2 separate regions of the Homo sapiens genome follow, and region 2 is linked to region 1. Evidence: chromatin loops called from intact Hi-C (ENCODE). Cell type or tissue: right lobe of liver. All regions are shown on one strand. Links, peaks and the distances in the headings refer to the core of each region. The heading gives the core; the rest is flanking DNA. Region 1 holds the start of GPR37L1 (G protein-coupled receptor 37 like 1). Region 2 holds the start of MIR6740 (microRNA 6740).

Evidence for each region. A loop is a pair of places that touch in the nucleus more often than their neighbours do. Peaks named below come from ENCODE experiments on the same cell type or tissue, not always from the same donor. Only the 100,000 strongest peaks of a DNase experiment are listed, where the experiment ranks them.
Region 2: a loop joins it to region 1, with 5 times the contacts of the local background. A loop is called at or near these places in 108 of 110 quality-filtered maps.

The regions. Positions count from the first base shown.
Region 1 is chr1:202,113,118-202,124,704 of GRCh38, forward strand. It overlaps GPR37L1 (G protein-coupled receptor 37 like 1), which reads left to right and starts at 9,800. Exons shown (of 2, transcript NM_004767.5): 1 at 9,800-10,476. The coding sequence starts at 9,847. It overlaps LOC105371683 (a long non-coding RNA gene), which reads right to left. Exons shown (of 3, transcript XR_922422.3): 2 at 10,834-10,941; 3 at 10,470-10,616. RefSeq lists an enhancer at 5,084-5,769 and a cis regulatory region at 5,665-6,232. In right lobe of liver, for the core only: a CTCF peak has its summit at 6,032 (motif pointing left); DNase peaks (open chromatin) are centred at 5,084, 5,571 and 5,984; H3K27ac peaks cover 1,717 bases.
Region 2 is chr1:201,994,006-202,005,592 of GRCh38, forward strand. It overlaps RNPEP (arginyl aminopeptidase), which reads left to right. Exons shown (of 11, transcript NM_020216.4): 4 at 2,142-2,258; 5 at 3,314-3,549; 6 at 5,897-6,010; 7 at 7,371-7,483; 8 at 7,654-7,762; 9 at 9,232-9,456; 10 at 10,349-10,491; 11 at 11,553-11,587. It overlaps ELF3-AS1 (ELF3 antisense RNA 1), which reads right to left. Exons shown (of 2, transcript NR_146472.1): 2 at 6,046-6,322. It overlaps MIR6740 (microRNA 6740), which reads left to right and starts at 9,119; the gene lies at 9,119-9,231. RefSeq lists an enhancer at 10,327-10,969. In right lobe of liver, for the core only: a CTCF peak has its summit at 5,811 (motif pointing right); a DNase peak (open chromatin) is centred at 5,854.

The DNA of each region.
Region 1 (11,587 bases), core at 1,128-9,127:
CTCAGGGAGGGGGCCAGCCAGCTTGGAGGCAGGACCTGAGACTCCTCTATGTTTAGTGCTTGCTCCATCTCCCAGACAGCCACCTAAACAGGAACTGTGGCAGCTTTCCACGTTTGCCCCTGGCTGCAGCCAAACCTATCTCAGCTACAGCCTGGGACTTGGATCTCCCTGTAAGATTTCTATCCCATCCCTCTCCACCTGCCCCAGGGCTTCAGAACCAAGTTCTAGACTCCAGAGGGCCCTGCAGCCTGCCCCTCCAGCTACCAAGGATGAAAATCTGGTACAGGCATCTGTAGGGGACAGCCAAATGTGCCTGGAATCACTGGGGAAGGGAGATATGAGAGGATGCAGGGTGCCCTGTGGGGTTTCCCAGGCTCCTCCAGCCTCACCCCATTCCTGCCCTGGCTCAACTGCTTGGTCTTGTGATTGCAGGGGCCAGACTCTCTCCTCCAGCTGAGTGATGCTGGGCTCCACCCAGCAGCTGGCTCTTCCTGGAGTCTTTCCTCCCCACCAGCTCTCTTCCTGCCTGGAACTTCTGCCCCAGCTCCTTTCTACCAGACTAACTCTCTCACTTCCACTCAAATTCTGCTCCTGAAGAAATCCCTTCTAGAACTTCTCAGGAAGCCTTCTTTGACTCACCCAAGCCTGTCTGATCCCCTTGGGCTCTCCTGCCTGCTGCCATCCTCACATACCTCCACCTGTTACTGTGGCCAGTGCCTACTCCTTATGCATTTGATGTTATGCTTGCTGACTGTGTCTCACACCTGGATTCTGTGTGTGTGTGTGTGTGTTCTGTCTCTTCCAGAGGACAGAACAAGAACCAACGGGTGGATTTTCCTTGAGTCACATTTCTGATAAGGGAACAAGTTCGGCATGATCACAGCCATCTAAACATTGGAATGGGCTATCTTGAAAGTAGTGAGCTATCAAAGGAGGGGTTAATAACAAATGCTTCTGGGTAGCAGTGATGTGTCTGCCACATGAAAGGCTTTCAGTACACATTTGTTAAACAAATAACAACCTGCTGGCTTTCTCTCCTCCCACAGCCACTATGTGTCTCATAAATGCTTGGGGTTTTTTTCTGTTGGGGCAGCCAGTTGGGCCCCAAGAGGCAAGTCCCTGCCTGTAGTTATTCTGATATTGAAAGGGTCCTTACTGAGAAACTAACCTGGAGAGCAATCCTAGTAAGCAGAAGAGGACCTCTCTCCACCCATCTCTTGGTGTGGACTTGGAAGAGAGTAGGTGTTTATAGAGAGCTCCTAGCACTTGGTGCCAGCTAGGAGATACGATACGGGGGCTCTGGGATCTGGGAGGTAGGATCATGCCTTGTCAGCTGGATCCCTGGGCTCCTTGTAACCAACTATGCTTGTATCTCTTTAGCATCCTTGAGGATTTCATTGCATCTGAACATTCCAGCCTTGCCTTAGCTGTGCTGTAGGCCAGTGAGGAAAGATGGTGAAATGTGCTCGAAACATTGCATGCAGGCAGCTAGCTGCCATGGCTGGGGAAGTCACAGCGTGGGGAGGATACCCCTTTCCCCCAAGGAAAGGGGCATCTTGGGGCAGGAGCAGAAGACAGTTGAAAGACTTTCTGCTGACCATCTTGAAAGGTTTTTTTTTTTTTTTTTTTGTGACAGTCTCACTCTGTCACCCAGGCTAGAGTGCAGTGGCACAATCTCAGCCCACTGCAACCTCCGCCTCCCAGGTTCAAGCGATTCTCCTGCCTCGGCCTCCCCAGTAGCTGGGACTATAGGTGCACGCCACCACACCTGGATAAGTTTTGTATTTTTAGTAGAGACAGGTTTCAACATACTGGTCAGGATGAACTCCTGACCTCAGGTGACCTGCCCACCTTGGACTCCCAAAGTGCTGGGATTACAGGAGTGAGCCACCCAGACTTGAAAGTTGTTAAGTGTTACCTTTGTCGAGGAAGCCAGAAGTTTCCTCCCACCCCCATTAAGGAAATTTTGGCATTTTATAACAGGTAGGATTTTTGAGCAGTTTTTTGTTTCTACTTACTATTTACTTGTTCTTTTTTTTTTTTTTCGCCCCCTGAAACACATGTATCAAGCATCTACTGAATGCCAGGCACTGAGAACCAAGATAGGGAGACACAGGACCTGCTCACCAGAGGTTCAGTGACTTCCTGATCTGGGAGCTCCAGGGGCACAGTGTTTCTCCCTCTGTCCCCTCCTACAAGCATCCTCCCACCCCCACCCCTCACCATTTGAGTGCAATGGGAATGCCTAGTATAGTAGTTCTCAAACTCTAGCCTTCATCAGAATCCCTGGAGGACTTGCTAGAAAACGCCTAGAAGCTGGGCCCACCCTGTTTCTGATCTAGCAGGTCTACGGTGGGGGTTGAGAATGTGCATTTCAAAACAGTTTCCAGGTGTTTCTGACCCTGATGATCTAATAAAAAACCACTGATTTACAGTATCTTACAGTCCATATTACCTTTTAAAATGCCTTCACAATGACTGCATTTTATTACCATAGCATGCTTGGGGGGTCTTCAGGCCCAGGAGAATACCCCTTACCTTTTACTGAGGGGAAACTGGAAAGACAGAGCGGTCTCATGATCTTATGACTTCATCACAATTTATAGCTATATTACTTGCAATTTGGCTTTTTCAGTGACTGCCTCGTTCGCTTGAATGTGAATTTCTTTCTTTTTTTTTTTCTTTTTTTTGAGACGGAGTCTCACTCTGTACCCCGTATCCCAGGCTGGAGTGGAATGGCATGATCTCGGCTCACGGCAACCTCCGCCTCCTGGGTTCAAGTGATTATCCTGCCGCAGCCTCCCAAGTAGCTGGGATTACAGGCACGCACCACCACACCCAGCTAAATTTTAGTGGAGACGGGGTTTCACCGTGTTGGCCAGGCTGGTCTCGAACTCCTTACTTCAGGTGATCTGCCTGCCTTGGCCTCCCAAATGCTAGGATTACAAGCGTGAGTCACTGTGTCTGGCCTCAAATGTTAATTCCTATTTTTTTTTTTTTTTTTGAAACAGAGTCTCGCCAGGCTTTAGTGCAGTGGCGTGATCTTGGCTCACTGCAACCTCCACCTCCCAGGTTCAAGCGATTCTCCTGCCTCAGCCTCCCAACTAGCTGTGATTACAGGCGCCCGCCACCACGCCCGGCTAATTTTTGTATTTTTAGTAGAGACGGGGTTTCATCATGTTGGCCAGGACGGTCTCAATCTCCTGACCTCGTGATTCGCGCACCTCAGCCTCCAAAAGTGCTGGGATTACAGGTGTGAGCCACTGCGCCCGGCCTCGAATGTGAATTTCATGAGGGTGGAGGCCATGCTGTGTTTTTCACTCTGTTTCCCAAATGCCTAGGACAATGCCTGGCACATAGTAGGTGCTCAACAAATATTTTCAAAATGAGTGACTGACCTATTCCTGAAATCACAGGGCTAGTTAGTAGCCGAGTTGGGACTCAGTCCCAGATCTCCTGACTTTTAGATGCATGTTTTCCCACTAGTGGCCCTTCACCTGTCCCCTGGAGCAGCACCCAAGTGCTACTTGGGGCCAGGGGCCCAGAGCTTGGAGGAGAATGACACAGTGAGATCTGGTGGGTCAGACTATCTATGCTTCCCCCAGCCTTAGTCCGTGTCCAGTATAGGCCAGACCCATGTTCCTGTTCAGAACTGGAACCCGGGCAGGGGAAAGAACTTGTCTCAGAATTTGCCCTCTCTGCCTCTTTGGCTGCCTTCTGCTTGTTCAGTTTCCAAATCTGTAAAACAGGTAGATATAATGATAGTACCCTACCTCATAAGGTTGCTGTGAGAATCAAATGAATTCTAGCCAGTAGGTAACATGTATATAGTGCTTATTATATGCCAGATATTATTGTAATGACTTACATAGATGAACTCATTTAATCTTTTTTTTTGAGACTGAGTCTTGCACCGTTGCCTGGGCTGGAGTGTAGTGGCGTGACCTAGGCTCGCTGCAACCTCCATCTCCCAGGTTCAAGCAATTCTCCTGCCTCAGCCTCCTGAGTAGCTGGGACTACAGGCACGCGCCACCATGCCCGGCTAATTTTTGTATTTTTAGTAGAGACAGGGTTTCACTATGTTGGCCAGGCTGGTCTCAAACTTCTGACTTTGTGATCCACCTGCCTTGGCCTCCCAAAGTGTTGGGATTACAGGCGTGAGCCACCATGCCTGGCCTTTTTTTTTTTTTTTTTTTTTAGATAGTGTCTTGCTATGTTGCCTAGGCTGGAATGCAGTGGCTATTCACAGGCGAGATCACGGCACACCATAGTCTTGAACTACTGGCCTCAAGGGATCCTCCTGCCTCAACCTCTCAAGTAGCTGGGACTACAGGTGTATGCTACCACACCTAGCATAACTTCATCTTATTTATTTATTTATTTTGAGGCAGAGTCTTGCTCTGTCGCCCAGGCTGGAGTGCAATGGCACAATCGTGGCTCACTGCAGCCTTCATCTCCTGGGCTCAGGTGATCCTCCCACCTCAGTCTCCTAAGTAGCTGGGACTATAGGCATGCACCACCATGCCCAGCTAATTTTTTTTTTTTTTTTTTTTTGGAAACAGAATTTTGCTCTTTTCACCCAGGCTGGCATGCAATGGCGCAATCTCGGCTCACTGCAACCTCCGCTTCCCGGGTTCAAGCGATTCTCCTGCCTCAGCCTCCCTGAGTAGCTGGGATTACTGGCACCCGCCACCACGTCCAGCAAATTTTTTTGTATTTTCAGTTGAGACAGGGTTTCACCATGTTGGCCAGACTGGTCTTGAACTCCCGACCTTAGTTGATCCACCCGCCTCGGCCTCCCAAAGTGCTAGGATTACAGGCGTGAGCCACCACGCCCGGCCTTAATTTTTGTATTTTTTGTAGACACAGGGTCTTGCCATGTTGCCCAGGCTGGTCTTGAACTCCTGAGCTCAAGATAGCCTCCTGCCTCGGCGTCCCAAAGTGCTGGGAGGGGACAGCCACCACACCCAGCATTTAATCCTAATCTTCACAACAAGCCTGTTATTATCTTCACGTTGCAGATGAGGCAACCGAGGGACAGAGGTTACATACTTGACCAAAGTCACATACACAGTTAGTAAGTGGCAGGGCCAGGAATTAAATCCAGGCAGTCTGATTCCAGAGTGTGCTCTTGGCTGGAGAATGCATGGCACATGGAATCTGCTCAGTACAACATTCGCTCATTTTTTTCATGGGTGGCACTTCCACACCAGCTCAGATGCCCTCAGTGCCACCTCAGTGCTTCCCTCCCACCCGGTTCCAACTAAGTACCTTTTCTTTTCTTTTTTTTGAGACGGAATCTCGCTCTGTAGCCCAGGCTGGAGTGCAGTGGCACAATCTCGGCTCTCTGCAACCTCTGCCTCCCAGGCTCAAGCGATTCTTCTGCCTCAGCCTCCTGAGTAGCTGGGATTACAGGCGTGTACCACCACACCCAGCTAATTTTTGTATTTTTAGTAGAGACGGGGTTTCACCATGTTGGTCAGGCTGGTCTTGAACTCCTGACCTCGTGATCCGCCCACCTCCACCTCCCAAAGTGCTGGGATTACAGGCGTGAGCCACCGCGCCCGGCCCCAGCTAAGTACCTTTTCTGTAGCCAGCACTGGGGAAACTCCCAGGGAGAGGAATGGGGAATTCCTGGGATCATGGAGAGACACTCCCAAGGGCTAGGAAAGCCTTCCATCTCTGCCTGGCATGCTTCTGAATAGGGGAGATGGCTCCAGCTTGTCCAGAGAGAGGAATCTTCCTAAAGTAGAACTACAGGTAGGAGAAAAGTACTTTTGGGGGACCCATGCTGGGCACCCTCCAGGGGGGTGGAGGGGAAGAGTAGGCACATCCCCCATCCCTTTAGTCTCAGCCCCTGGGAACCCACCCTGTCCCCTATCATCTCTTTTCAGATGGCCTTCTCAGACAGCCACAGAAGGTCTGTGGGCAGGACCTGGGCAGAGTGGGATGGGTTAAGATCCGATGGGGTGAAGGGCTGAGGCCAGGCCCTTAACTACCATCACTGGACATTTGGTTCCACCTAGTGGCCTCTGATGTTCCAACCGTTCTCACAGAGACCGGCACAAGGGGGTGCCCTTTCAGGCATTCAGTGTTTATTGAGCACCTACTCTGTGTGAGGCCAAATGTGAGGTTTGATGGAGGCATATCCATGAGCATAAAGAGGCTGGGCACGGTAGCTCACGCCTGTAATCCCACCATTTTGGGAGGCTGAGGTGGGTGGATTGCTTGAGCTCAGGAGGTCTAGACCAGCCTAGGTGATACAGGCAGACCCTATGTCTACCAAAAAAAACACAAAAGGCTGGGCATGGTGGCATGTGCCTGTGGGCCCAGCTACTTGGGAGGCTGAGGTGGGAGGATCAGTTGAGCCCAGGAGGAGTTGAGGCTGCAGTGAGCCTAGATCCTGCCACTGCACTCCAATCTGGGTGACAGAGCGAGACCCTGTCTCTGAAATAAAATAAAATAAAATAAAATAAAATAAAATAAAATAAAATAAGAAGCAGAAGGTCAGGCAGGGTGTGTGCACCTGTAGTCCTAGCTACTCTGGAGGCTGAGGTGGAAGGATTGCTTGATCCCAGGAGTTCAAGTCTGCAGTGAGTATGATCATGTCACTGTGCTCTAGCCTGGGCAATAGAGCAGGACTCTGTCTCTGAATTTTTTTTTTTTTAAAGAGCAGAGAACTAACATTTATTCTGCTCACACGTACCAGCCCTGGGCTTGGGTCCATACTGTATTGGCACGTGCCTGTGGAGCACTGAGGATCCCACAGCAGAGACAGGACTGCCAAGTGCCTGGCCTGGTCACTTGGCTTCTCTGGACTTCCGTTTCCACTCCTGAAAAATAAGAAGGTTGGTGTAGATTATCTCTAGCATCTCTTCCTATGTTAGAATTCTGTGAAGTCACACAAAGGAGTGGTTAAGAGTTTCAGCTTTGGGCTGGGTGAGGTGGCTCACACCTGTATTCCCAGAACTTTGGGAGGCTGAGGCGGGTAAATCACTCGAGCTCAGGAGTTTGAGATCAGCCTGGGCAACATGGCAAAAAGCCTGTCTCTACTAAAAATACAAAAATTAGTCAGGTGTGGTGGTGCACATCTGTGGTCCCAGCTACTCTGGAGGCTGAGGTGGGAAGATTGTTTGAGCCTGGGAGGCTGAGGTTGCCGTGAGCCAAGATCATGCCACTGCACTCCAGCCAGGGCAACAGAGCCAGACCCTGTCTCAAAAAAAAAAGAGTTTTAGCTTTGGAGTTGGACAAACCTACATTTGGATCCCAGCTGTCATTCACTAGCTGTGTGTTCTTAGGAAAGTTGCCTTACCTTTCAGAGTCTAGGGTAATAATATAAAGATTAAGTGACAATTATAGCAAGCATTTAGCACAGAGTGTGGCACTTGGTGAGTGGTGATGCTGCAGATGATGGATGATTCTAGTTACCCAAATCCCCAAATAGCACACCTCTCATCTCCTCTCCTCTCCCCTCCCCTCCCCTCCCCCAACTTCCTTTCCTTTTCTCTTTCTTTTTTGATGGAATCTTGCTCTGTCGCCCAGGCTGGAGTACATTGGCCGCAATCTCAGCTCACTGCAACCTCCGCCTTCCGGGTTCAAGTGATTCTCCTGCCTCAGCCTTCTAAATAGCTGGGATTACAGGTGCCTGCCACCACGCGTGGCTAATTTTTTTTTTTTTGTATTTTTAGTAGAGACGGGGGTTTCACCATGTTGGTCAGGCTGGTCTTGAACTCCTGACCTTGTGATCTGCCCACCTCAGCCTCCCAAAGTGCTGGGATTACACACATGAGCCACTGCGTCTGGCCCTTTTTTTTTTTTTTTTTTTTTTTGAGACAGAGTCTTGCTCTGTTGCCCAGGCTGGAGTGCAGTGGCATGATCTCGGATCACTGCAACCTCTGCCTCCTGGGTTCAAGTGATTCTGATGCCCTAGCCTCCCGAGTAGCTGGGATTACAGGTGTGCACTGCCACATCTGTCCAATTTTTGTATTTTTAGTAGAGATGGGGTTTCACCATGTTGTCTGGGCTGGTGAAGGTGGTAGGTTTCAATGACAGCAGCATAATGCCGTGGGAGTTGGGAGGAGGGAATGATCTGACTCACTCTGGGGCAGGTCTTCGAGTTAATTCTCCAGTGGATTCTCCTAGGCATCGTGTGGTCCGTCCTCAGAACTGTGCCTCCCTAATGTGGCTGAGTGGATTCACTACCCACCCCATGCTTGGGCTCTGCCTCGACCTCTCCCTCCCATGCACAGCCAAAGCCGCTCAAAGCTGCTGGTTTTCCTTGACTCTGGGCTTCTCTCCATCACCCACTGCCTCCCAACAGAACCCCCGGTCTCTGCATCCTCCTGTTCCAGATTGCTAGGACCCCAGCTGCCCATCAGGGACCCCTCTAAAATAACTTAGTTGAGTCATTGTTTGCCTACTTAACAACCTGTGATATTCTCCATTGCTTATGGGATAAAATCTAAACTCCTTGGCTTGGCATACAAAGTCCTTTACAGTCCAGTTCCTCCTCTGCTGATATTTCCAAGCTCTTTGTCCCAAGTGCCCATGCTCTCTCCCCACCTCCCTTGCACTCTAGTCCCCTCGACAGACTTGCTCTCTTGCGGGAACATCACCCACTTCCACATCACCCAGCCTTTGTGTGTGCTGTGTCTTCTGCCTAGAGCACCCTCCCTTCCCGTAGTCTGTCAGGCAAGCTCACAGCCATTTCTCGGGATCCATTCAAATGTCACCTCGCTTGGGAGGCCTTCCAGATCCCCCCCAGATTTTCTTGGGTTCCCTCAGCATCATGACCTTTGCCTTTCATAGCATCTATCATGCTGAACTTACACATTTACTTCCTTCTCTGGACTGAAAGCTCATTGGTGGCAGAGATCCTTTACATTTTTGTATTCTGAGTGTCTGGAACACAACACGTAGTCAGTAAAGACGTGTTATTGCAAATGTCCACACATCTTGTGTCTGGCTCAGAATATGGTGTTTTAGGCCGGGTGCGGTGGCTCCCAGCACTTTGGGAGGCTGAGGCAGGCGGATCACCTGAGGTTAGGAGTTTGAGACCAGCCTGGTCAACACGGTGAAACCCTGTCTCTACTAAAAATACAAAAATTAGCCGGGTATGGTGGCGGGCACTACAGTAACTGTAATCCCAGTTACTCAGGGGGCTGAGGCAGGAGAATCACTTGAACCCAGGAGGCGGAGGCTGCAGTGAGCCAAGACCGCGCCATTGCACTCCAGCCTGGGCAACCGAAAAAAAAAAAAAAATTAGAAATCTCTGGAGTCAGATCTGGGTTGTGGGCCTTGCTCTGCCTTGTATCAACTATGTGGCAAGTGACTGACCTCTACAAACCTCAGATTTGTGATCTGAGATTAATCAAGGGTTAATTGAGAAACCAGCTGAGTGCTAGCACCTAGTAAGTGTTCAGTAAGTGACAGTGATGGTTATTGCTGAGTTTTGAATGGAGGAGCTGCCTTAGAATCAGGAGACCTGCGCCCCAGTTCCCATTCTGCCCCACCTCCCTGTGTCACCCTAGGCAGGCCACATTTCCTCCCTAGTTTCAGGGGCCTGAAGCAGATGCCCTCTTAGGGCCCCACAGCCTGACATGCTGTAGGGCCTGAGAAGCGGCGTCGTGGAGGACGAGATGTGTGAGGGCAGCAAAGAGTGCTATGTGTCCAGCAGAGGGCCCTGCCCGGCCTGTGGCCGGAGGCTGGGAGGGAGGGCAGGCGAGTGATGCCAGACGCCTGACTGGAGGCGGATCCAGCCGGCCAGCTGCCTCTCTGGAGCCCAGCTCTTGGGCCCCCTGCACTCACCTGCTCTTCCTGGGCTGGCTGTCTCCTGCTCATCCAGCCATGCGGTGGCTGTGGCCCCTGGCTGTCTCTCTTGCTGTGATTTTGGCTGTGGGGCTAAGCAGGGTCTCTGGGGGTGCCCCCCTGCACCTGGGCAGGCACAGAGCCGAGACCCAGGAGCAGCAGAGCCGATCCAAGAGGGGCACCGAGGATGAGGAGGCCAAGGGCGTGCAGCAGTATGTGCCTGAGGAGTGGGCGGAGTACCCCCGGCCCATTCACCCTGCTGGCCTGCAGCCAACCAAGCCCTTGGTGGCCACCAGCCCTAACCCCGGCAAGGATGGGGGCACCCCAGACAGTGGGCAGGAACTGAGGGGCAATCTGACAGGAGCACCAGGGCAGAGGCTACAGATCCAGAACCCCCTGTATCCGGTGACCGAGAGCTCCTACAGTGCCTATGCCATCATGCTTCTGGCGCTGGTGGTGTTTGCGGTGGGCATTGTGGGCAACCTGTCGGTCATGTGCATCGTGTGGCACAGCTACTACCTGAAGAGTGCCTGGAACTCCATCCTTGCCAGCCTGGCCCTCTGGGATTTTCTGGTCCTCTTTTTCTGCCTCCCTATTGTCATCTTCAACGAGATCACCAAGCAGAGGCTACTGGGTGACGTTTCTTGTCGTGCCGTGCCCTTCATGGAGGTGAGTGTGTGTTCTGTTTGAGCTCTGCTGGGAGGCTGCAATCCAGGGAAGGGACTCAAAGTCTCCATCAGGTCTTTGGAAATGGAATTTGTGGGTGTGCAAAACCTGAGTCTTGGAGCTCTGACTTGCTCCTCCTTTACCTTGGAGAAGGAGACAAATACGGTATTGGTTTCTGGTTGCTCTCAAGAGAAGTAGGCAGGCCAGGGGGACAGGCGGGTGTGTGGGGCCCCTGGGTTCCAGCCCCAGCCTGATCTTCTGCTTCGGGAGCAACCTCAAGGCAGGCCTTTGCCACTTTCTCCAGACCCTAAGCTGCCCTCTCCCTTCCTCAGCCCTTCTCCCCTGTCCCACCCAAGATACCTCTGTCCTTTGTTGTGACTCCTCTTCTTTCCTCTGTACCCCCTGCCGCTGCCCTGCTCCCACAGCTTCCTTCGCTGCTCCTCCGTCTCCTGCCTCCTGAAGGAGTGCCTGAAGGGAGAGCCCAATTTCCTTCACACCCCTCTGGATCAAGTCAGCATCCACTCCATGAGAATACAAGCACCAGAAGCAAAAGACCGCTCCGTTCTTCCCTCCCTGCTGGGATTCTCATTGTTATCGTTGTCATTTCCATCAGCAACTTCCTAGATCCTCTCTGAAAGGGATACCTGGTTCTGGGCACTGGAACTAATGGGGGGCTCTAGTCTTAGCTCTGCCACTGACATACTGGGCGTCACTGGGCAGGTTGCATTACCTCTCCAATTTCTTTATCTCCCAACCAGGGCGGGTAGACCAGATGGTCCTTCCAGCTGGCCTGTTTCACAGTTCTAAAGTATACCACTATGCCCTTACTTCTGGTAGCGTCTACGATAAGTCCATGGGTGTCAAAGGATATGTAGAGCATAGAGAGACAACTTAAAACACTGCAGAAACATACTGATGTGTGCATTTATGCAAGACACAGCAAGGCCACCCTCTCTCTCTCTGTAAGACAAAATAAGCAAACAGTCTTTCAAATTTTGGCTGCATGGAGTGTAATGGAGTGACTGTGGTCTCCCTGTGAAGCTGCTGTTCCTTCGTGAATGATGCTGCATGACAAGGGGGACTTGCCTGGCCGGAGAAGGGCTCAGGATCAGCA
Region 2 (11,587 bases), core at 1,866-9,865, 120 kb before region 1:
ACGGATAACATATGTGATGCTTTTTAGCCCTTGCCTTCATGTTCTGCTGTTTTTCTTCTGCCCCCATTGACCCTCCTCTGGCTTCTGTGACACCACCCATGCTGGTCATCAGGCCTCCTGGTTAGTCCTTTTCTCATCTCCTTCCCTGACTCCTCTGCCCAGCTCCTTGTGTGTCGATGTTGCCCAAGGCTCTGTCTTTGACCTGTTCTTTTCTTCTACATGCTTTCCTTGGAGAGCTCACCCATTCTTGTAGTTTAACATATTTTCTGTGTTCTGCAGCCAGGATGATATCTTAAAACTAAATCTGATAATGTCACTTGTTGGCTTAAAATGCTCCCATGGCTCTGAAGGTCCGGTTCTGTAACAGTGCACCTGAGGCTCTTCATGACCCGACCCTCTTGGGCATCTCATGTCCCACCTCCTGCCACTGCCTCCCTCATTGCAATCTGATCCTGTCCTCAAGTAATCCCAGACTCTCGGTGCTTCCTCACATGCATATGCAGTGTTCCATGGCTACGTCTTTGCTTTTGATATTTGGGAAGTACCTGATACTGGTTTCCCTGTATCTTTTCTTCCTGTTAGAATAGTTCCTATGCTTCAGCAAACGCAGAGGAAGTTTTCCCTCATCCGGGCCTGGACCCATCCCACTTTGCCATCAGTCTCTTTTTTTTTTTTTTTTGAAACAGAGTCTTACTCTGTCACCCAGGCTGGAGTGCGATGGTGCAATCTTGGCTCCCCGCAACCTCTGCCACCCAGGTTCAAGCGATTCTCCTGCCTCAGCCTCTCAGGTAGCTGGGATTACAGGCATACACTACCATGTCCTGCTAATTTTTTTTTTTTTTTTTTTTTTTTTTAGTAGAAACAGCCTTTCACCATGTTGGTCAGGCTGGTCTGGTACTCTTGACCTCAGGTGAACCACCCACTTCGGCCTACCGAAGTACTGGGATTACAGACATGAGCCACCAGGCCCAGCCAGTCTCATTCATATGTCTGTGTGGAAAAGCAGTTCTAAGCGCAGCCAGGGGCTCTTGGTCAAGCAGAGCCTTTGGCTGCAGGATCCCTGAGTCCATTGCATCTTTCCATTAGACTGGATCTTCTTGTTTTGTTTTTGTTTTTGTTTTTGTTTCCTCCAAGCCACCTTTGTTTCCCTATCTTTTTATTAAGAAAATTTCAAATATTTAGAAAATTGAAAGGATGATGCATTGAACACCTATAGAACCATCTACTTTGTCATATTAGTTTTATGAGTGGATTTGTTTTTATTTTTGCTAGACCATTTAAAAGCAAGTAAATCTGTGTGCCTCTCTGAAGAATAGAGGCATTCTCCCTTATAACCACAATCCCATTATTGTACCTAAGGCAGTTAACAAATTTCTATTAACATTAGTAGGTTTGGGTCGGACACAGTGGCTCATGCCTATAATCCCAGCACTTTGAGAGGCTGAGGCAGGTGAATCACTTGAGCCCAGGAGTTCAAGACCAGCCAGGGCAACATAGCGAAACCCTACCTCTACAAAAATAAAAAAATTAGCCAGGCATGATGATGTGCAACTGTAGTCCTAGCTACTGGGGTTGGGGAGCTGAGATGGAAGGATCACTTGAGCCCCAGGAGGTGGAGGTTGGATCACACCACTGTACTCTAGCCTGGGCAACAGAGCAAGAACCTGTCTTAAAAAAAAAATAAAAAAGGTTTGTCTCTTAAGGTTTTATTCAATTCCAGATTCTACTATTAGAACGCTTTCTTATCTCTCCTCTAAGTAGGGAGAAGAAAACTAACATTTACTGTATAAATGTTTGAAGGGCTTTTGTGTGTTGTCTTATTTAATCTTCACTCATTTTACAGATGAGGAAACTGAGGCTCACAGAGGTTAAATCACTTTTGCAAGATCGCATTCAGTAGTGAAGCCATAACTGCGTAGCACGGTTCCACCTCCATGAGGCTGTCTTGGGTTCTTGTTTCTCAGGTGTGGTGAGCGGTCTCTTGGATCTGTGTGGTGATCCGATCTTGCACTCCGTCACTGTGGCTGACTGCATTGTCACATTCACTTGGCGGAGGCCAATTTCCTACAGGTGCTTTCAGGATCAGGTCACTGCGATGGTCTCTAAACACCATTCTGCTTTCTCTGCTCTCTTGTCTTTAGGAGCCGGGTGTGGGCTGAGCCCTGCCTGATTGATGCTGCCAAGGAGGAGTACAACGGGGTGATAGAAGAATTTTTGGCAACAGGAGAGAAGCTTTTTGGACCTTATGTTTGGGGAAGGTGTGGTATCACATTGACTCTAGTGTCTCCTGTTAAACTGAGTCACTGGCTTCCATTCTTCCTCTTCGTGTGGCTTTTCCACCTCCTGCCTCCCAGAGCAAAGTTTCCCTGATCCCAGAAGTGAAGGAGAGGAGGAAGAGAGGAGGGTATGAGCCAGGCTTCTCACTGTTGCTGAGGAGAGGGCCTAGGAGATGAGGTTCTTTGTGTGTGTGTGTGTGTGTGTGTGTGTGTGTGTGTGTGTGTGTTTTGAGATGGAGTCTCGCTCTGTCACCCAGGCTGGAGGGCAGTGGCGTGATCTCAGCTCACTGCAACCTCCACCTCCCAGGTTCAAGCGATTCTCCTGCCTCAGCCTCCAGAGTAGCTGGGATTACAGACGCCCTCCACCACACTCAGCTAATTTTTGTATTTTTAGTAGAGACAGGGTTTCACCATGTTGGCCAGGCTGGTCTCGAACTCCTGACCTCAGGTGATCTGTCCACCTTGGTCCCAAAGTGCTGGGATTACAGGTGTGAGCCACCAGGCCCGGCAGAGAAGAGGTTCTTGAGGTGTTCAAAATGTGACCTGCAGTTGCCAAGTTTGAGATGGGGCAGCACCGTCAAGGTCCTTTGTTGACCTGTGTTTTCCCATTGCTGGAAGTTTCCCCACACTCTGTTTTTAACTTTGACATCTTCAGACTTTAGGCTCCTTAGATAAAAGGCTCCAGGTTGGTCTTTATGACCCCAAGTTGGCCTCCAGGGAACTCCATGTGATGGAGCTGATAATACATTTATCACCTCCACCCCTGCTTGGAAGGAGAGAGGGAAACAAATGCCTGGAGAGTGAGCTCCAGGAGAGCAGACACCACCTCGATGAGGGAAGTCCCAGCAAGGCAGGGGAGCCACGTGGGAGAAGCATTGAGGAGCCTGGGCTTTATTTTCCGCACTGGGCCCGAAGTCGTACTCTGCCTGTTTAGTGACTGCATCTGTTAGGGCTTGGAAATAGGCTGGAAAGGGAGGCGAGGTAGGGTCTGCTCCGGGAAGCCAGGGCCTCTTGGTGACCTCCCCGCTTCTCGGCAGGTATGACTTGCTCTTCATGCCACCGTCCTTTCCATTTGGAGGAATGGAGAACCCTTGTCTGACCTTTGTCACCCCCTGCCTGCTAGCTGGGGACCGCTCCTTGGCAGATGTCATCATCCATGAGATCTCCCACAGTTGGTTTGGGAACCTGGTCACCAACGCCAACTGGGGTGAATTCTGGCTCAATGAAGGTTTCACCATGTACGCCCAGAGGAGGATCTCCACCATCCTCTTTGGTAAAGTGCCCACCCCTCTCCTAAGGAGTCTGCCTCCCATTCTTAACCTGTGGGGCCAGTGTGATCTCCTTATGGGGTTTCAGAATACAAGTGGGTGTGAAGAGACGAGGCAGTAGTGTGTATCCAACATTTTTCTGTATGTATGAATTGTCAAACCACACATGGTTTGACAACTGACTTTTTTTTAAAAAAACATTTCCCCAGGTCATTAGTTTTTTTTTTTTTTGAGACAGAGTTTTGCTCTTGTTGCCCAGGCTGGAGTGCAATGGCACGATCTCGGCTCACTGCAACCTCCACCTCCCGGCTTCAAGCGATTCTCCTGCCTCAGCCTCCCGAGTAGCTGGGATTACAGGCATGCGCCACCACACCTGGCTAATTTTGTATTTTTAGAAGAGACGAGGTTTCTCCATGTTGGTCAGGCTGGTCTCGAACTCATGACCTCAGGTGATCCAACCTCCTCGGCCTCTCAAAGTGCCAGGATTACAGGCGTGAGCCACCATGCCCAGCCCATTAGATTTTCTTCTATAGCTGCATATATGGATGTTTTTTAATTTACTGGTTGTTTCCAATTTTCCATTGAAATATGTTGACAAATTTCCTTACACATAAATGTCTATTCATATCAGATGATTTCAACAATGATAAATTCTTAGAAACATAATTTCTGGGTCTGAACTTTTTTTTTTTTTTTTTTTTTGAGACAGAGTCTTGTTCTGTTGCCAGGCTGGAGTGCAGCGTTGCAATCTCGGCTCATTGCAACCTCCACCTCCGTAGTTCAAGCAATTCTCCTGCCTCAGCTCCCCCACATCCCACTCCCTGTAGCTGGGATTACAGGCATGCACCACCATGCCCAGCTAGTTTTTATGTTTTTAGTAGAGACAGGATTTCGGCATATTGGCCAGACTGGTCTTGAACTCCTGGCCTCAAGTGACCTGCCTGTCTAAGCCTCCCAAAGTGCTGAGACAACAGCTGTGAGCCACTGCGCCCGGCCCTGAACGTTTTAAATTACATAGTCTTTTTAGTACATATTGTCCATTATCTTCCAGAAAGTTTGTACAAATTCTGTACTTTCATTCAGAATATATATAGCAAGAGCCTGTTTGTGAATATCTTAATCAGCCATTAGGAATCCTGCAAGCAAATATTTTTATCCCATTGTACAGTTGAAGAAACTGAGGCTGAGAGAGGCTAAGCCACTTACTCAGAGTCAAAACATCTAGGAAAGGGCAGAGCTGGCTGGTTCCAAAACCCTGTGCCCCACCCCTCCACTGTTCCCTCAGTCATTGTTTTTAATGCAGAAGGAGACTTAGAGATCCTTAAAAATTTGGGGTTGATAATTTCTTTTGTCTGACAGAAACAGTTAGATGAAAATAATTCTAAGTTTTCACAGAAGATCAAGTCATTGCCAGGCATGGTGGCTCACGCCTGAGGCAGGTGGATCACCTGAGGTCAGGAGTTTGAGACCAGCCTGACCAAAATGGTGAAACCCCCGTCTCTACTAAAAATACAAAAATTAGCCAGGCATCATGGTGTGTGCCTGTAGTCCCAGCTACTTGGTAAGCTGAGATAGGAGAATTGCTTGAATCCAGGAGGTGGAGGATGCAGTGAGCCGAGATCGTGCCACTGCACTCCAGCCTGGGCAACAGAGCGAGACTCTGTCTCAAAAAAAAAAAAAAAATCAAATCATTTTCTAAAAATAAGGCCGGGGGCTGGGCGTGGTGGTTCACGCTTGTAATCCCAGCACTTTGGGAGGCCAAGGCGGGCATATCACCTGAGATCAGGAGTTTGAGCTTGGCCAACGTGGTAAAGCCCCCTCTCTACTAAAAATACAAAAATTAGCTGGGCGTGGTGGTGCACACCTGTAATCCCGGCTACTCAGGAGGCTGATGCAGAAGAATCGCTTGAACCCAGGAGGAGACGGAGGTTGCAGTGAGCCAAGATCACGCCATTGCACTCCAGCCTGGGTGACAGAGTGAGGCTTTGTCTCAAAAAATAAAATAATAAAATAAATGAAATAAGATAAAATAAAAATACAGTACTTTGATAAGGAAAGGTAACTGTCAGAAAGGTGCGATTCCCCCAGTCCTCACTTAGGAGAGAGACCAACAGCCTGAGTTAACCAAGTCCTTTGTAGCCCACAGCAACAGGGAGCTAGGGACTGAGTCAGGCTCTCTGTAACTGTCCCTATTTGCCCTGGGTCCCCAGGAGGGTAATGTTATTAAGCTTCAGGTATCTGTCGCTGTTCTTCTTGAGGCCACAAGGAGGCAGCACAGTGTCTCTGTCAGGAAAATACACTTGGATGTGGTGACAGACGTTTTCCCGAGGCTTACGTTTGATTCTGCACCAGGCGCTGCGTACACCTGCTTGGAGGCTGCAACGGGGCGGGCTCTGCTGCGTCAGCACATGGACATCACTGGAGAGGAAAACCCACTCAACAAGCTCCGCGTGAAGATTGAACCAGGTCCAGGAGGCTCCTCTGTCTGACACCCACTCCCCTCAATTGAGCTTGGAGCCCCAAGTTAATGCGAACTTCATGTTGATCAGTGCACGCTTAGAATACTTTATTTGGAGGGAGGGGCACTCCAGAGCTCTTTGTAGCCAATTCTCTGGCCCCTGGGCTGACTGAACCCAAGCCATTGCAGCCAGATAGGAGTTCTGTCCAGTCTGTGCGGTTCGTGATGACTTCACCATTGCTTTGCATTTGCACAAGTCCATATCGTTTTACCAGGCTCTTTCGCATTCCTTCATGATCATCAGGGCAGATCTGTGGATTCTGTAGAATAAAAGCATTAGCCTTATTTTACAGAGGATGGGACTGAGTGCCAGACAAGTTAAGTGTCTTGTCCAGGTCATGTACCTAATCAGTGCATGACTGCAACTGAGATCCGGGTCCTCTCTCCAAATTCAGATCTTTTTACTTCCTAACATTTTCCTTCATTCCATGTGTGACTAATCTGAAACCTTTTTATGCAATTGAAGCTCATGTTCCTTGATGCCGTTAAGTTTGCAGATGAATTTCTTAGAGACGGGTAATTAGTTTTAGCCTGGAACAGCTGTAAAAACAACACATTGGCTGGGCATGGTGGTTCACGCCTGTAATCCCAGGTCAAAGCGGGTGGATCATGAGGTCAAGAGTTCGAGACCAGCCTAGCCAATATGGAGAACCCTGTCTCTACTAAAAATACAAAAATTAGCTGGGTGTGGTGATGCACACCTGTAATCCCAGCTACTGGGGAGGCTGAGGCAGGAGAATCGCTCGACCCCAGGAGGCAGAGGTTGCAGTGAGCTGAGATCGTGCCACTGCACTCCAGCCTGGGTGATAGAGCAAGACTCCGTCTTAAAAAAAAAAAAAAAAAAACATTGATCTGGGAGGGTAGGTTGAGTATTTAGGTGGTGACCAATAGGGATGGAAAAGACACAGCTTGGTGCTCAGTGGGAAATGCTGATGGAACCTACCCACACAAAGTGTATCCTGGGACTAAGGAAATGTGTCCGCTCCTCTGGAAGGCTGGTTTCTCTGTCTTCATATTAGATCCACAGTGAATGGCCCTCTGAGATCTTGGAAGTACCTTGAGAGAGGCCAATATCTGGAGAGAGATCTTGGCCTTGAGATAGAGATCTTAAGAGAGAGAGTCTTGGCCTTGAGAGAGTCCAAGATCTGGAGAGAGGCCAGGATCTGGACACCTTCTTGGCCTTGCTGTCCCTGGGGAAGCTGAATTCTGATCTCTTCCATCGCTAGTCTTTGACTGTGGAGCTAGAGAAGAACGTTACGGGTGACAGGCTACAAAAGCTCAAATCTTGTCTGCTTTCTCCTCTGCCAGGCGTTGACCCGGACGACACCTATAATGAGACCCCCTACGAGAAAGGTTTCTGCTTTGTTTCATACCTGGCCCACTTGGTGGGTGATCAGGATCAGTTTGACAGTTTTCTCAAGGTATAGTCACATGAGGGGAGAAGGAAGAGGAGCGGATAAAGCCACTGGGCCTGATCAAGGGTAGAGGCAGGGGGCGAAAGATGTAAGGGGTTGGAGGAGGACCCAGGACACAGAGGGACACCACTCCCCACGGGGCCAGAGAGGGTCTAAAGAGCTTTCCCTCCTCACAGGCCTATGTGCATGAATTCAAATTCCGAAGCATCTTAGCCGATGACTTTCTGGACTTCTACTTGGAATATTTCCCTGAGCTTAAGAAAAAGAGAGTGGATATCATTCCAGGTAAGCAGAGGAACTGGCCCACAGGCTTCTAAAAAATAGTAGAGAATGAGATCTCATTGACACTCGGAAAGATGGTGGTGGATGGGAAAACACTGGGTCAGAGTCAGCTAGGTAGGGGCGTTTTGGGAAGCAAACCCAGAATCCTGGGATTTATTCCACAAGAATGACTTCTTTTCACTCCTCTCTGCCTCATTTTCTCCCAGTCTGTTTCCTTACTCTCTCCTCTCACCTGGACACACAGTCAGACCCTTAACTTGCCTGGAGAGCTGCCACTGCTGCCGCACCACTGCCCCAAGCTAAAACTCACAGGGCAGGAGCGGAGGCAGCACCCCTCCTACAGCCTTCTGAGTGAAGGCAACCCCAGTGGCCCTCCTTATTTCTTTCTTTCTTTTCTTTTCTTTTTTTTTTTTTTTGAGATGGAGTTTCGCTCTTGTTGCCCAGGCTGGAGTGCAATGGCACGATCTCGGCTCACCGCAACCTCCGCCTGCCGGGTTCAAGCGATTCTCCTGCCTCAGCCTCCCGAGTAGCTGGGATTACAGGCACGCGCCACCACGCCCGGCTATTTTGTATTTTTAGTAGAGACGGGGTTTCTCCATGTTGGTCAGGCTGGTCTCGAACTCCTGACCTCAGGTGATCCACCTGCCTCGGCCTCCCAAAGTGCTGGGATTACAGGCGTGAGCCGCTGTGCCCAGCCGCCAGTTTCTGCCTGGGAGGTACCACTTCCAAAGAAAAAACGAAAAATGTCCTGTCATGGAAGACACAATCCATTAGACATACCCCCACTTCTTGCTGTGACCTGAACCTTGAGTCACTCTATTGTTGGTTTGATGAAGTCCGCGTCCTCTGACAGTAGGATTGGTCAGGACTTTAGCAGCACCTACTGTTCGGTTGGAGGCTTGCATTTTAATGCGGGGACTCCGGAGCTAATGGTAGTTAATAATTCCAGAGTACTTACTATGCATCAGGCGATACGCTAAGCTTTTAATGTTTATTTGCTCATGTAATCCTCATAACCATCACGGAGGCAGGGCCTATCACCCCCACTTTATAGATAAAACTGAGGTGCAGAGAGGTGAAGTAACATGCCCGTGGCCTCCCAGCTGGTTAATGACAGAGCAGGGGTAGGAACCCAGGCAGCCTGGTCCTAGAGCCTGGGTGCTTAAGTACAGTGTGGTTGTGATCGGTAGGAGAATGTGCACGTGAATAGAGCATCCACCAACTTGGCTCTGACAACACAGTGCTAATTTGGAGCGAAAAGCACTTTCACGGTCGAAACGGCACAGTCTCTAGATGTCGTTATAACTAGGACCCTGCTGGAGCGAATAGTTACATGGGAAAGTAATGTTAAATGCTGGGGAAAGAGTTTGGGATGGAGAGAGGAGAAACTTGAGGTCTCTGGGAGTTGCTTAAACCAGTTGACCGTAACCTGGCCAGAGAATTCTGATAGTGTCTTCTCTCCTCCCAAACAGGTTTTGAGTTTGATCGATGGCTGAATACCCCCGGCTGGCCCCCGTACCTCCCTGATCTCTCCCCTGGGGACTCACTCATGAAGCCTGCTGAAGAGCTAGCCCAACTGTGGGCAGCCGAGGAGCTGGACATGAAGGCCATTGAAGCCGTGGCCATCTCTCCCTGGAAGACCTACCAGCTGGTCTACTTCCTGGATAAGATCCTCCAGAAATCCCCTCTCCCTCCTGGTAAGAAAAAATGGTGAACCAGGGCTCCTTGTGTGCACAGCTTTATGTCAGGGGCTAGAGGGAGGCTCACAAAAAGTAGTGATGCTTGCCCCTAGGGAACTGCCACGTACACTAGGGAGGCTGGCACTCCACAAGGAATGTGCCACCGGGAGGTTATGGGTTAGGGGACTGCCACGTACACTAGGGAGGCTGGCACTCCACAAGGAATGTGCCATCGGGAGGTTATGGGTTCTACTTACAAGCACCTCAAGGACAAAGTCACAAAGCCTGGCATTGCTCAAGTCCGAAGCTCCTGCAGGCGACTCTTGTAAGGCTTTTGTGTCTATTAAGTCATTTAATTCCCACAACTCCTCTGGGAAGTAGGCGGTGTGATGTTAATACCCAGGTGACAGAATGAACTTGAGGTACAAACAGTTCGCACAGAACCCAGTCATCCAGAGCTCTCAACCTCTAATGCTTTGTGGCTGCTCAGTCAACATAATATTCACCAAGGGGTTAAAAAAAAGTTAGAGCCAAGATGACTTTTAGCAGATGAGTGGTAGGAGAAAAAATGGGACAGATATTGGGGGAATATGTCTGCTTTAATCTTGCTCTGTCGACCAGGCTGGAGTGCCGTGGTGCTATTGGCTCACAGCAACCTCCACCTTCTGAGTTCAAGTGATTCTTGATTCTAGCACCTCAGCCTCCAAGTAGCTGGGATTACAGGCGTGCGCCACCACACCCGGCCAGTTTTGTTTGGTATTTTTAGTAGAGATGGGGTTTCGCCATATTGGCCAGGCTGGTCTCACATTCCTGACCTCAAGTGATCCGCCCACCTCAGCCTCCCAAAATTCTAGTATTACAGGTGTGACCCACCGTGACCAGCCACAAACCATTTCTTTCTCTTCTCCAGGGAATGTGAAAAAACTTGGAGACACATACCCAAGTATCTCAAATGCCCGGAATGCAGAGCTCCGGCTGCGATGGGGCCAAATCGTCCTTAAGAACGACCACCAGGAAGATTTCTGGAAAGTGAAGGAGTTCCTGCATAACCAGGTGGGTGACCCCTGCCTCGCTGTTCCCGAAAGCACACTGGGACCCACTCGGCCATATGTGAAGTAATCATGTGGGCAGGGCTCATCTAGGACTCATCTGAGGCACAGAGGGAGGGGCAAATGACCTGAGGACCCTACCACTCAGCCTCTTTACTAGTGTGGCTTTGAAGGCATTGCCCTAGGGACAAGAGGAGGCCTGCAGGCTTGCAGTGCTTTCTGCAATTCAGCTGGTGAGACCCCAGGGAAAAAAGCTGGCCAGAGCCAACGCAGAGGCGGGAAAGAGGGTGACAGTGTCATGTGGGAAACACAAGAGGGAAAGGGGCCAGAGGCGGAGCAAGAGGAACAAAGGCTTGGAGGATAGGTCCCTGCTGCCCTGTGACTTGGGCATGATCGGGACAGCAGCCAGACCCTCTGTCACTATGTGAAAGTTGCCCTGTTGGGGAAAGGCCCCGGGCTCTCAGGATGAACTGAATGTCATCAGATTCCGGAGCAGGGAGGGGCTGGACCGGAGACGAAGCATTGCTCTGCATAAAGTCAGGGCTGCCTGCCTGTTCGGGGATATTCTGAGCCCTTTGATGGCTTCCTCAAGGCTCTGGATTTTAGGAACTTGTGATGTCGCTGGCTTATATTTGTGTGAATTTGACCTGTGGGTTGACCTGTGGGTTTTCCTTTGCTTGACTGCAGCTGGACCGTATGCGGCTGTGAGCTTTATGTGCCGCAGCTGCTGATATCTGCTATTCACGTGGTGGCTCACCACCTACACCTTTCCAGAAGTCTGGAATCCCATTGTGTCCACCCAACTCATTCATTTTGTTGACTGTAGACGTCCCCATGTTAGTATGGATTGGGACGCGTATTGAGATCCATCTCCATGGATCTCTGGCGCCCAAGAAGATGCCTGAATTAGAGCACTTCTGATGAGAAGCTCCTCATTCCAGCTGTGATGCCCACATCCCTTTTAGCACCTAGCCATGGCTGCTGTTAGACTGGCACTGGGGGCAGCAGGGCTGGACAGATCCACCAGGCAAGCTTCTTAGGCATGTGTATGTGTGTTTCTTGCAGGGGAAGCAGAAGTATACACTTCCGCTGTACCACGC